Linked DNA regions of Homo sapiens: region 1 is linked to region 2. The links are chromatin contacts, found by Hi-C in ENCODE. All regions are on one chromosome and are shown on one strand. Each heading gives the region's core, a stretch centred on a gene start or an enhancer-like site at or near the end of the contact. The rest is flanking DNA. Distances are from core to core; before and after follow the strand shown.

The links. Hi-C counts contacts between places; a loop is a spot of excess contacts on that map. Pooled maps may share reads with other maps.
Region 1: a loop to region 2 is called in a map of ascending aorta, with 7 times the contacts of the local background. The contact joins the promoter of GNG5 here to the promoter of CCN1 in region 2. A Hi-C loop is called at or near these places in 2 of 168 maps with a recorded cell type or tissue (ascending aorta and gastrocnemius medialis) and 7 of 50 pooled maps.

What each region holds. Positions count from the first base shown.
Region 1 is chr1:84,502,234-84,508,422 of GRCh38, reverse strand. GNG5 (G protein subunit gamma 5) reads left to right here and starts at 1,842. Exons shown (of 4, transcript NM_005274.3): 1 at 1,842-1,987; 2 at 2,122-2,412. The coding sequence starts at 2,332. SPATA1 (spermatogenesis associated 1) reads right to left here and starts at 2,037. Exons shown (of 14, transcript NM_001397487.1): 1 at 2,005-2,037. RefSeq lists silencers at 2,117-2,196, 2,447-2,576 and an enhancer at 4,236-4,741.
Region 2 is chr1:85,576,339-85,582,131 of GRCh38, reverse strand. CCN1 (cellular communication network factor 1) reads right to left here and starts at 1,371. Exons shown (of 5, transcript NM_001554.5): 1 at 1,085-1,371; 2 at 554-767; 3 at 1-204. The coding sequence starts at 1,147. LOC124904208 (a long non-coding RNA gene) reads left to right here and starts at 5,086. Exons shown (of 2, transcript XR_007066201.1): 1 at 5,086-5,106. It also overlaps a transcript of DDAH1 not described here. RefSeq lists enhancers at 1-234, 1,501-1,550, 1,281-1,803, 4,203-4,262 and silencers at 651-700, 711-760, 771-830, 1,261-1,390, 4,743-5,022 and 1 more.

The DNA.
Region 1 (6,189 bases), core at 593-3,092, 1.1 Mb after region 2:
CTTAGATCATTGTGGAAGGTCAAAGAACATCTAAACAAAAGTTTAAGAGATACAGATAGTTCATAAACTATATTTACTGGTAATCACTTCAGATGCAACTGAACTTAAAGTTATCTCAATGGTTTTGTTTTTTTTTTTTTGAGACGGAGTCTCACTCTGTCGCCAGGCTGGAGTGCAGTGGTGCCATCTCGGCTCACTGCAACCTCTGCCTCCCAGGTTCAAGCGAATCTCCTGCATCAAGCCTCCTGGGCAGCTGGGACTCCTGGGTGGCGCGCACCACCACGCCCAGCTAATTTTTGTATTTTTTAGTAGAGACGGTTTCCCCACGTTGGCCAGGATGGTCTCGATCTCTTGACCTCGTGATCTGCTCGCCTCAGCCTGCTAAAGTGCTGGGATTACAGGCGTGAGCCACCATACCAGGCCTCAATGTTTTATTTTTCTTTTGTATCCTAAATAGAATCTTTAAACACACGCTACAAAAAAATAACACCTGGTGTTTGAGACAGCACTCCAGTCTGTGGTTTCCCAATGCAGCAGTTAATAAAAAAGCAACAATTTTTTTTTTTTCTGAAACTGTTTCGGCCTAAAACACTGCTTATTCCTCAACAGTCTCCCTCACAGAAGTAATTATTGGACCATATATTCCCTAAAATCTCTTCCAGCATTAACATACCACGGTTCTAAGAGTTCAGTGATATATTTTACAACTACTGTAAAACAGATCATTCTTTGAATAGATACTTGTGTTTAATCTTACAAATCTGTAAAGTATGAATGACGTTTTAGCATTATACAGTCAACAAAGCACCAAAGGTGAAATAATTACAATACCTTTTGGGAAAAGACAATATTTATTGAGATAGCTTTCACATTCTTTTTACATATAATGTCATTTCATTCCGAAAAACAACTCTACGAAGCTGTATAATTTACTTTGAAATAAGGAAATAAAGCCTCAGTAACTTAAGTGGCTTGCCCAAGAATACCGTAAGTAGCAGAGCCAGAATTCAAACCCTGGTTTTAACCCCAATCATTACATCCGTATGAATTAAGTAAAATGCTAAACTTACGATGTACATTTTTGCGAACTGATATAAACTGTTGAGTAAATAAATTAGATTTTGTTGACCAGTGCAATTACACATGCTTCCCTAATAAAAAATTTGAAATCCATTAATGATAAAATTATTAACATTAATGGAAAACATCAGCGCATTCGGAGATTGACTACCCGAAAAGAAATAGGAAACATCTGCCCTTAGTGCTGTGACATAACACACATATTTCCGTGGATGAAAGAAAGACCTACTGGCTGAGCCTATTTTGTTTGGTTAGACCCTACCCTCTCTCCTAAAAACTCCTTTGGTACTCAATTTCAAGCAGGAGGTAATAAATTACAACGGAAATACTAAAGAGCAAACTTTCCGGAAACACAAAAATAAGTTTTATTTTAAAAAGTACAATAAGCATTAATTCTCCAGAGTAAATGGGTAACCGAGCAGACAGGTGTAATCTTCAGCCAGCACCTTGGCTTCTTCACAATCTCCTTCAGAAAAACCGATTCAAGAGCTAAGAAGCCAGTAAAGTCAAACCTCGAGAAGATCCCTTCTCCAGCGAATCAGCGCCCCTGCTCCCCGCCCGCCCGGCTCCGCTGGGTACGCGACAGCGACCTCCGCGCCTGCTCTCCGCCTCGGGTCAGCGGGGCTGGGGGTTGGGGGTGGAACTGAAAATGCCTGTTGGCCAAACTCGGGTCACAGAGAGACACGCCTGTACGGGGCGGGGGTGTGCGGGTGACTCACGCCGGGTGCACAGTAGCTCCTACGCCTCACCCAGTATCTCCCCTCACTTCCCTCAACCCTTCCCACAAACTGGGAGGAAAACTGAGACCTCCTGGTCACCCGCCGCCGGGCCTTTTAGAAACTCCCACAAGCTCTGCCTTCCCTCCCTGGTCCTCTTCAGACCCCCTCTTAGTTCTTCGCGGCTAACGGTAAGCTCTCTCCTTACCTCTCCCTAATCGGCCCCTCTGGAGAGGAAAAGAAAACTTAAGAGTCGGGTCGCGCTAGCCTCCAGCAGCCGCCGCGCCCACCGACTGCTCCGCCCCTTCTCCTCCCCCTCCTCCAGGCTCGCGCTCGGGGCCGGGTGTGGAGCTGGAACAGAGGGCTGGCAAGGCGCGCATGCGCACCGAGGGTGGAGCCGCTGAGCACAGAACCGGAAACTTAGAGACAAAGTTCGGAGCCCCGCCCCCGCCGCGCGCCGCTGAGTTGTCTGGCCCCGCCGACCCACGGCCCACGACCCACCGACCCACGAATCGGCCCGGCCGTCGCGTGCACCATGTCTGGCTCCTCCAGCGTCGCCGCTATGAAGAAAGTGGTTCAACAGCTCCGGCTGGAGGCCGGACTCAACCGCGTAAAAGTGAGCGGGGGCGGGCGGCCGAGGCGGGAGGAAGGCGGCGGCGGCGGGTGGGATCCGGCGGCCCAGCTGGCGGGGGCGGGCGGGACACGCGCCGGCCCTCGCTTCCCCTGGAGAGGACGCGCGCTCAGCGGCGGCGATCGGGGAGCGGCCAGCTTTAGAGCAGGCGCCGCGTGGGTCTACGCTGTGTTTTAGGGGGACGATTAGTTCGCCCTTCCGCCCCAGGACTTTCCGAGGCGGGCTGGCCCCTGGGTTGAACCGTGGCCGACATTCCGGTCCTCCTCCGTCTCTACCTCCCTTGGCAGCCTTCTCGGCTGGTCTCACCAACAGCTGCGCCTCCGCGCGCTGTCCGCACCCTTCCTTTCCCACTTTGCCAGCCTCCTGTTTCTCATCGGACAGGGTATTTTCCGACTTTTGATTCAGAGCAGACTTTTCTCCCATTTGATCTTTCCCAAACCTACTTCCTTTAGTATTAAATTCTTACCTTCAACTTCTCTTGTCCGTTGAACACATACTTTTAAGCGAATTATTGCATAACTTAAACTGTGGATTGAATAAGCATTTTTCGAAACGATCCTGGAGTGTAAAGTTCCGGTCAGTGCCCCGTACAACCTCGAACAAAGCGTGCATTTCATACCTATGGCACAGTTTGCTCATATTTGACCTTGGGGATATCGACTGGTCCGCATGCCGGAGAAAATGATTATTGTGGGTAATTATTGGTCTTATTTTGGCGTCTGGTTAGTATTGGCCTTGTCTTGGGGTACTTTGGGAGAAAAAGCCTTTTGTCTGTGTTGATAGAATAACTTGACATTCAAGTGCTGTTCTAAGTATTTCCTGATTTTTACAGTCCTAAATGGATTGGCTTCTTTCTGGTACAATAGGTCAGGCTACATGTGAAACACTTCTGCAGTTAAAAAAAGAAACAAGAATGTAAATCATGTGCCCTGTTAAAAGCAGCCAGTTCCTAAGATGATTTGATTTTATACTCATCAGGCTAGTCTTTATTACTTGCCGAAATGTTTTGTGAACTGAGAGGGTCTCTAAGCTTTCTTAACTAGAAGTGTCAGAGACCTAGCTTACTCAGTTGTGGTCACCTCAGAAGGGAAGGGAAATTCTCATTCGTCTTGGTGCAGGATCCTCCTGAGAGAGAGTCTCCCATTTAGTTTTGTTAACTAGAAATGTCAGGGACCTAGCTTACTCAGTTGTGGTCAACTCAGAAGGGAAGGGAATTCTCATTCGTCTTGGTGTGGGATCCCCCTCACGTCCAGTCCTTGAAATGCTGTAGACCTCACTGCAGTTTGGAATCCATTTCTCTACTCTCCCAATTCTTACCTCATCACAGTGGTTTCTAGTCAGTCTTGGCTGGATTTGGCTCTGAAACTCGAAATCATTTATTTCGTAACCATTAAATGTCATTCAGGTGTGCCTTTATCATAGATAGGATGGACCAAGAAAAAAAAATGGGGGTGGGATAGTGAAAGCAATAAATTGTACATCTTTAGTCTCCAAAGAAAATGACATGAGGTTCTCAGGCTAAAATACTCCAAGAGCTTTACTTTGAAAACCCTAGCTGCTGCTCCCCTAATTCCCCAAAACTGATCCTACCTAAATCTTCAGTAGACTTCTGGTTCTGGTCGGGATCATTAAAGGCACCAGACATGATTTGGTTTTGGAGTTATTGCCTGATGTTAAGGCTGTAGCAAGAAGGGGAGCATCCCCTTTTGTACTTTTTAATGAGCTTTTCTTTAGACATGTTGCTAAATGTGGTTTAACGTTGTGTATCTGTTTTATCAATGACTGGGCTAGGTGATTTTTTTGTGAGATTTTTAAACTAGCACAATCTTACTTTTAACCTTTATGTGTGAGTACAATTGATAGAACTTACCATAAGTGCTTGACAAACTGTCATAGGTAGGTCAGGACATTTTTGAGAGTGAGAAGGGGCACTAATAGGCCAGGATTACAGGGTTTCAACCTCCTGGATGGTGATTGTTACAGTGCCTTAGGGGCTAGCAGCTTGTTCCAGTTTTAGAGTCTTTGTCTCAGCTTTCCTCACTGTTTGGAATGCTGTTTCTCACTGATGGTTATTTGGCTGGATCTCTTGTCATTGAGATCTCAGCTTCAATGTCACCTCAGACACCTTCCCTTAGGTGGGCACCCAGTCACCATCTAAAAGATTATTCATTTTACTACAGAGCACCTTGTCTGTCATTTTCTCTGAACTGTTAGCTCCATAACAACAGGGCTCTGGCTGTTCTTATGTATTCTTAGTGCCTGTAAGTATATGCGGCACATAGTGGTGCTTGAAAATTGTGAAAGCGAGTTACATTGGACCCCACCTACACTTTAAACAGAAAATTAACAGGTACTCTTTATGCTTCCTGCTGGTTAATATGAATGAAAACACTAAACACTATTACAATATTTGGTGAAAAATGACACCATTGTTCCCCTACTTTAGCTACACTTCTTTTGGAAGGCGGGGGATGAGGGGGTGTAGTCATTTGTAAAAATACTTCTTTTACATAGGAGCTAATAAACCTATGGAACTCATTACTCTGGACTGCTGTATAAGCAAAACACACAAATAGATTCGATAAGCGTTTAGATTCATCTTAGGATGAAGAATTATTAGGTTGGAGGTACAGCTGTAATCTGCAGGGGTTCTTGGTATAGAGAGCATTTGTGATGCTATTAATTCCCTGAGGCCACATATCCAGCTGGATGGACTGGACACCTGCTCCCAGCCTCCTTGCGGATAAAGACTGAGAATAAAATAAATGAGTATTTCTCCCACTTTTTAAATCTCAGTTCAAGACTTCAGATATTAGATGCATTTGGGGCATGTTTTAGTCATTCATGTTCCACGTCTGAACGGGTCCGTTAATGTTATTAAACTAGACAGTGACAGATTTCTGCCCAGTGTCACGTGACTGAAAGGCTGCTAGCAAACTTCAATTTAACAGTTTTTCTGAGCAGCCTGCCTTTAAGAAACTATTGCCTTAAATATGATTTAAGTGTTAATATACATATACAGAGCCACCCAAACAGGACTTAAGGAACTTCAATGGCTTTATGGTTATTTTGTTTATATCCTACATCACCTTAGCAGAATATATAGAAATAGTAGATGTCTAAGTGAATGAATGCATGCCTCTTTTAATTTGTTTTAGTTTAAATGCAAGACAGTATAAGGGTCTGATAAATTTGAGGATCAGTATACTGAATGCATTCTTAGTGTTGGCTTTTCTAAATTATGTGCTAGTTATCCCACATTATGTTCATTCACAGTAGCATTTTTCCAGTAATACTGCTTTCAAGACAAAGTAATAGTTTGCTAGAATGTTATTGCTTTTTGTTTAACCCTTAATGTTTTTAATAAGATGTTAAGTACCCTCAGGTTTGCACTTGAACAGCCTATTATTAATAAGCAAGATGTGCTACGCTTTGCAAAAATCAACATAATTCTACTGTTTGTACTCAGTCATCTGATGCTTCTAGTAACCAAGCAAAAGAAAACATACTTAATTAAATCAGTCTTATTTGCAAGCACTAGTTTTAAGTATTAAGAGCTCACTAGGCTGGGCGTGGTGGCTCACACCTGTAATCTCAGCACTTTGGGAGGCCGAGGTGGGCGGATCACGAGGTCAAGAGAGAGAGACCATCCTGGCCAACACGGTGAAACCCCGTCTCTACTAAAAATAGAAAAACTAGCTGGGCGTGGTGACGTGCGCCTGTAGTCCCAGCTACTCAGGAGGCTGAGGCAGGAGAATCGCT
Region 2 (5,793 bases), core at 122-2,621:
ACTCCTCGCAGCACTGCCCGGTAACTTTGACCAGCCGAGGGTTGGGACAGCCCAAGTTGGGGAGAGATAGTTCTTGGGGACACAGAGGAATGCAGCCCACGGCGCCATCAATACATGTGCACTGATGTTTACAGTTGGGCTGGAAACTTTCCCCGTTTTGGTAGATTCTGGAGTTATATTCACAGGGTCTGCCCTCTGACTGAGCTGCAAAGATCACCAAAAGAGAAAGGTAGAAGGGGATAAAGTTAAGATTCCAAACCACCGCCTGAAACTCATACATATTTTCTGCTGTTAAATTCAATTTATGGTAAAGTTCCCTACAATTCCCCGGAGACTCCAGACCAGAACAATAAGTTAGTCAGGAATCACTTTTCCGTATGCGCTTTCGTTGGGCCCAGACACACTGAATTGCATTCCAGACTGCTGAAATCATGTGCCTTTCTGCCAAGCTACCAACAACAAAGCATCACCATACATGGTCTCAGAATTACTAAACTTCTGGACTATGGGGACTAGTATTTTTTTTAAAGGGGCCAAACCACAAGCATCTTACCTCTGCAGATCCCCTTCAGAGCGGTGGAGCTGGCGCCGAAGTTGCATTCCAGCCCCTTGGTGTGGTCGCAGGGCTGCGTTTTGCTGCAGTCCTCGTTGAGCTGCTTGGCGCAGACCTTACAGCAGCCGCAGCCGTCCCGGACCAGCCCGACTCCCGGCGCGCACTTGGGCGCCTCCAGGGGGCAGTGGCAGGCAGCGGGGCAGGTGGAGAGCGCCTGGAAGGGGGAGAAGATACGCGTGAGACTCGGCGCGGTGCGCAGGAGGGGCGCCGCGGCTGCCGCAGTGAGGGACGGGGGTCTCCGACCCTATCGACGGGGAGCCTCTGATCTCGTCCAGCCCGGCCACCTCGGAAGGCTGCTCCCACCAAGAGGTCCCGACACGTCTTCGGGGGGAGGGGGAGAGTGCTTAAAGAAACGGCTACCCGCAAACGATCGCGAACTTTTTAACTTTTCCTGCCGTGGGCAATCTGGGACCAGGGGAAGGGGCTGGAGAGCGGACGGGGAATAGGTGGCAAAAGGAGAGTCCAACTCACCAGCCTGGTCAAGTGGAGAAGGGTGACGACTAAGGCGAGCGCCCTGGCGATGCGGGAGCTCATTGTGGCGCGCAGGAGTAGCCCGGGGCGAGCGCGGCGACGAAGACGCCAACAAGCTGGTGTGCAGCGGACAGGCCGTGCGCAGCGGGGTCGGGGTGGCGGCGCGGTGGGCCCGGTGGGCAGGGAGGCGAGGGCTGGGCGGCGGGCGGGCGTCTTTCGCTCGAGGTCCCGGCGGAGAAGGCGCGGAGGGCGCGGGCGCTGCTCGGGGGCGCTCTCGCTCGCGGTCTGCCCAGGCGCCCCGGAGCCCGCCTTTTATACGGGCCGGCGGAGGCGCCGCGTGTTGCAGTGACGTCGGCTCTGTCTGCGCGTTCCAGAATTCTCAAACATCTCAGGAATGCTGGTTGGCGCGGGCTGCTGCCAAGCGCCTCCCCTGGCTCCATTGCACCTTTGTGTGTGTGTGTGTGTGTGTGTGTGTGTGTGTGTGTGTGTGTGTGTGTGTGTGTCTGTGTGTGTGTCTGTCTCCCAGACCCGTCAAGAAAACAGTTCGGGGGGTGTGTGTGTGTGTGTGTGTGTGTGTGTGTGTGTCCCAGACCCGTCAAGAAAACAGTTCGTTTTTTCCACCTTAAATTACGACTTATGTTGGGAAGGGTTCTTTGGGGCGTGATGGTGGTGATGGTAGTTGGAGGGTCGTGAGGGGCGAGGGGGGCCAGTTCAGAACTTTGCCTGGACTGGGTGGGTGGGAGGACCTGAGAGGGAGGAACAAAAGTCGTTTTGTTTGGTGATGCGAGTTGACCGGGCAGCCACTGAAGCCCTCACCCGGGAAGGCAGTGAGCTGTTTGCTTTTTTACAGCGAAGGTGAGAGGCAAGTTATCTGTTGAAAGAGTAGAACGGGGAAGAGGAGTGTGTCTCTGAGTCAGGAATATTTGTGGACTTCAAAGAGGCGTGTTCGGAACAAGTCCCAAAGCTTTGGCATGATGTTTATTAGCAAAGTTCAGTGAATTGCAAATTAATACCCACAGTGGCATTTATGAATGAAAAGGCGGGGGGGGGGTGGGGCGGGGGGAAACTTGCCCATCGTCTGGCAAATTCCCAGGCAGAGGTCTCCCCCACTCCTCCAGCCCTTCCCTCTTTTGGGTATGTTGTACTTGTTTGTTTTTGGAGGTTCCCACTTTAGTTCCAGCCCACTGCCTGGGTTGGAAGTCCGAGAGGAAACGAACGCGGGGAGTTCTCCGGGAGGCTGACTTATACTTCCTCACGGATGCAGGAGACGGGGTAAGCCCTTCCCGCCTCCCTCCGCGGGCAGGAGGCTATGCTAACCAAGCAGCCAGCCAGAAGTGCAGGAGACCACCGTGGAGTGGCCTGAAATCATCACCTGCAAAGACCGCAAGGCCAAACCAGATTCCAGGACCATTGTGCCCTATGAATCTCTGGGAAAAGCAGACTCCTTCAAGCTGGACATTTTGTGGGGTTTTTAACTCCTTTCCTAGGGACCACTGGAAGCCTCCCATTTTAAATGAATTGCAATGCCCTTCTCTCCAAGTACAGAAAAGAGATTTAGGATGTAATATTTTGCAGTAAAAATGTCAGCAGATTTTAAGATCCCGTTCTACTTGCAACACACTCAGTAGAAGACCCCACCACAAGACAATTTACTTGAACATCACCAATACCATTAGTGTGATTGATAAACTTTCCCTGCAAGTTTCAAAAACTTTTTGCATAATTTTAATAAAAATTATCATGTAAGACTCATATGCTCTAGGATAACTACTTATCCTTTTTAATGTTTAAGGCTATTCAGACTTCATAATTTAGCAGTCTTGCTTGAAAAGGCCCTTAGTGCTAATGCTGACTTTCCTGATAAGCACAATGAGAATCTGTCAGGATGAAAACACACTCCAGTGAAGAGAATTCTTGCAGGAAGGAGTTCAGTTTCATTCATTCCAAAGTGCCCTTTCATAAATGGAAGCAGCATTTGCTAGAGGGAGTGGGATCTCTAAAGCTCTGTTAGAGGGTTAGGGGTGGGAGACTTTTCAAGACAATGGATTGTCAGGTGTTATGCAAATACAGTGAGGAAAGTGTGGGCCCAACACGTACACAGGTTAATACATCAATTATTATTTACAAAACACTGTTTTTCCTGCCTTATCATTTCATTATTGTTTCCTTCTTAATGAAGTGACGGGGGGCGGGAGGGGGGAGGAGGGGTGCAGGGACAGTACTGGTTGAACTAGAGAGAGAATGGAGAGGAGGGTTCCTGGCTTCTGTTGTGGCGTCTTTTCTATTTGACTTCATGGTTGTAAGTATTTCCAGATGGTGAATCAGACACCAGACGTAACAATATTTCCATATTTGGGTATAGCAGTAGCCTGCGTTTTTAACATTTTTCTGCCTCTGTTATCCAACCACAAAGCATTCTTGACAGCTTCAAATGTTGTTAAATATAGATTTAACTTCTCTTCCCAGAGCAGGAAATTCTTTGGAATTCCTTGTTTTTCACGCAATCTGTCCATCATGATTTAAAATAAAAGCACAGTGGATCATCCAACTGGCCGTATATACCTTAATTGGAGGTTGGGGATGGGGGACGGCAGAGATCCAGTCTGCCGCACTGCGTTCAAACACACGCCATTCCAGAGATTCCTTTAAAATCACATTAAAGTTTTTTTAACAAGGGTGTGTGGGTTTGTTTCTGGACTTCAACTGGGGAATCTTGAGGATGAGTTTGCCCCAGAAGAGAAATTTAGAGAACCTTACCGTCAGCTGCCCATTTAAAGCAGGGGGTGTGTTGTGGGATGGGGGTGGGAAGCTGGAGCAACAGGGCCAGGAGGTGTGGGAGCGGGAGACACTAGAGTAACCTATGTGCACAGCCTCTCCATATACCATGTGCTGTTGCGCCTGCTAGTAATCGACGACATTAGGCAAGAGAAACAGCGGCTCCTCAAGTCCTGCCCAAAGACCGTCCAGAAACCCCAGCCTCCCGTCGCCTTCTCGCCGCCTCCGCTGGGAGCCGCAGATCAGTCCAAGTTGACGGACAGGAGGCGAAATGTGCAAATGTTTATGGGTAAGTGTTGCTTCGGGTGCTAATTCTGTATGGCTCTTTTGCTAGTTTCTCCTTCACCCTCCCCATACGGGTGCCCCAGGAGGAAATAACGGACTGCCTTGTTTCCTTGGGCTGCCTTGGATTGCAATCCACGGAGAAGGGGCTACTTGTCTTCTGCAGCTCCTGGCTTCGGGCTGAGAGATGGGGACGTCTCTCAACCGCTGCTGCCAGGGAATTTTAGGTTACCTAATGAAGGGCTCACTGTCTGGCGGCAACCGAGAATAATAACGGTAAATCTGGCGACTCCAGTTTCCTAGCCCTAGGAAGGCTCTCAGACTAGCGTGCATCCGAGTCGCCTGGAGGGCTAGTTAATGAATGGTTCTCTGGGTTCCCACCCCAGAGTTTCTGATTAGTTACATTTCTAACAAGTCCCCAGGTGATGTTGATGCTGCTGGTCCGGAGATCACACCCTGAGCACCACTGCCCTGGACGACCGGAGTGCCTGTAGTAGGGGTGTGTGTGTGTGTCTTCATAGATCCTCGGCTGCACACCCAACCTCACAACTCCACTCTTCAAAGCCACCTTAATGAACAGAACTTAATGGTGTCTGCAAAAGACCGGCTTTAAGGTGGCGCCCCCGTACCATCCCATTTCTCTCCTCTACCATTTCCCCGCCCCCATCCCCTTGGCTTGACAGCCAGGAGAGCCCCAGGAAGCCAGGATCCTGGTGGCTGCGGCAGGAACTGGGTGGCCGACGCGCGGAGAGGGCGGTCGGCTCCGGGACCCCTGCGGAGGGAGCGGAGAGGGTCCGCACCGCGAGAGGGTGCGGGACGCGAGGCATCCGGACGCGCCTGCCCGGCTGCTACCGCCGCCCCCTGCCGGCCACCCCGCCCGCGCGCCCACAGTCACCGCGGTTGCCAAGAATCGAGGTTTCCGGCGGCGCGCGGCGCAGGACGTTTCCAGCCCCGGCCCATATTTGGTGAAAGTCTTTCAAGACTCCGTCATCTAGCTTCGGGGGGCGGTGGCGGTGGCGGTGGCGGCGGCGGCGGCTGTCCTGCGACCCGGCCTGGCAGGCTTGCGGCCGCCGCGTTCCTGAAAAGTGCGCCGCGGCGGCCCGCGCCCAGGCCTCCCTCCGCGCGGGACCCCGGAGCGTTGCGGGCGGCGGGGTAGACCCGGGCAGTTTGGCCCCAGTCCTCACCCCTCTGAGGGCCGAAGTCCGCCCTGCGCTGCGTGGGAGGCTGGCGCGGAGGGCGCCGCGGCCCAGTTGTGTCACTTTTCCCGTCCGCCCCCCTGTTGACTAGTCCTCCCAGCGGGGCAGCGAGTTGCCGTGCTGTGCCAGACGTAGAGGGTGCGTCCGGCGCAAGGGTGTGGGGCTGTGTGTGTATGTGTGTGTGTGGGCGGGGGGATGTTCGGAGGATGGCGTTTGCGTGGACACCAAGCGCACCCGAGAGCGGGACGTGTAGCCAGCTCTGGGGAAAAGCCCCGAAGGGCCTGGATTCCATTATCCCCAGAAGGGACACATGGTAAAGCTGGCTCTCGGTTTCTCCTGGCCTCCCACGACCCCTTCCCCTCTTCCTCCTCGAGAAGTTCCGCGTGTGGGGAGCCCTGGATAGGAAGTCCTGGCTCTGCCATCAGTAGGCTGTGGCCTTGGGGACGCTGCTCATCC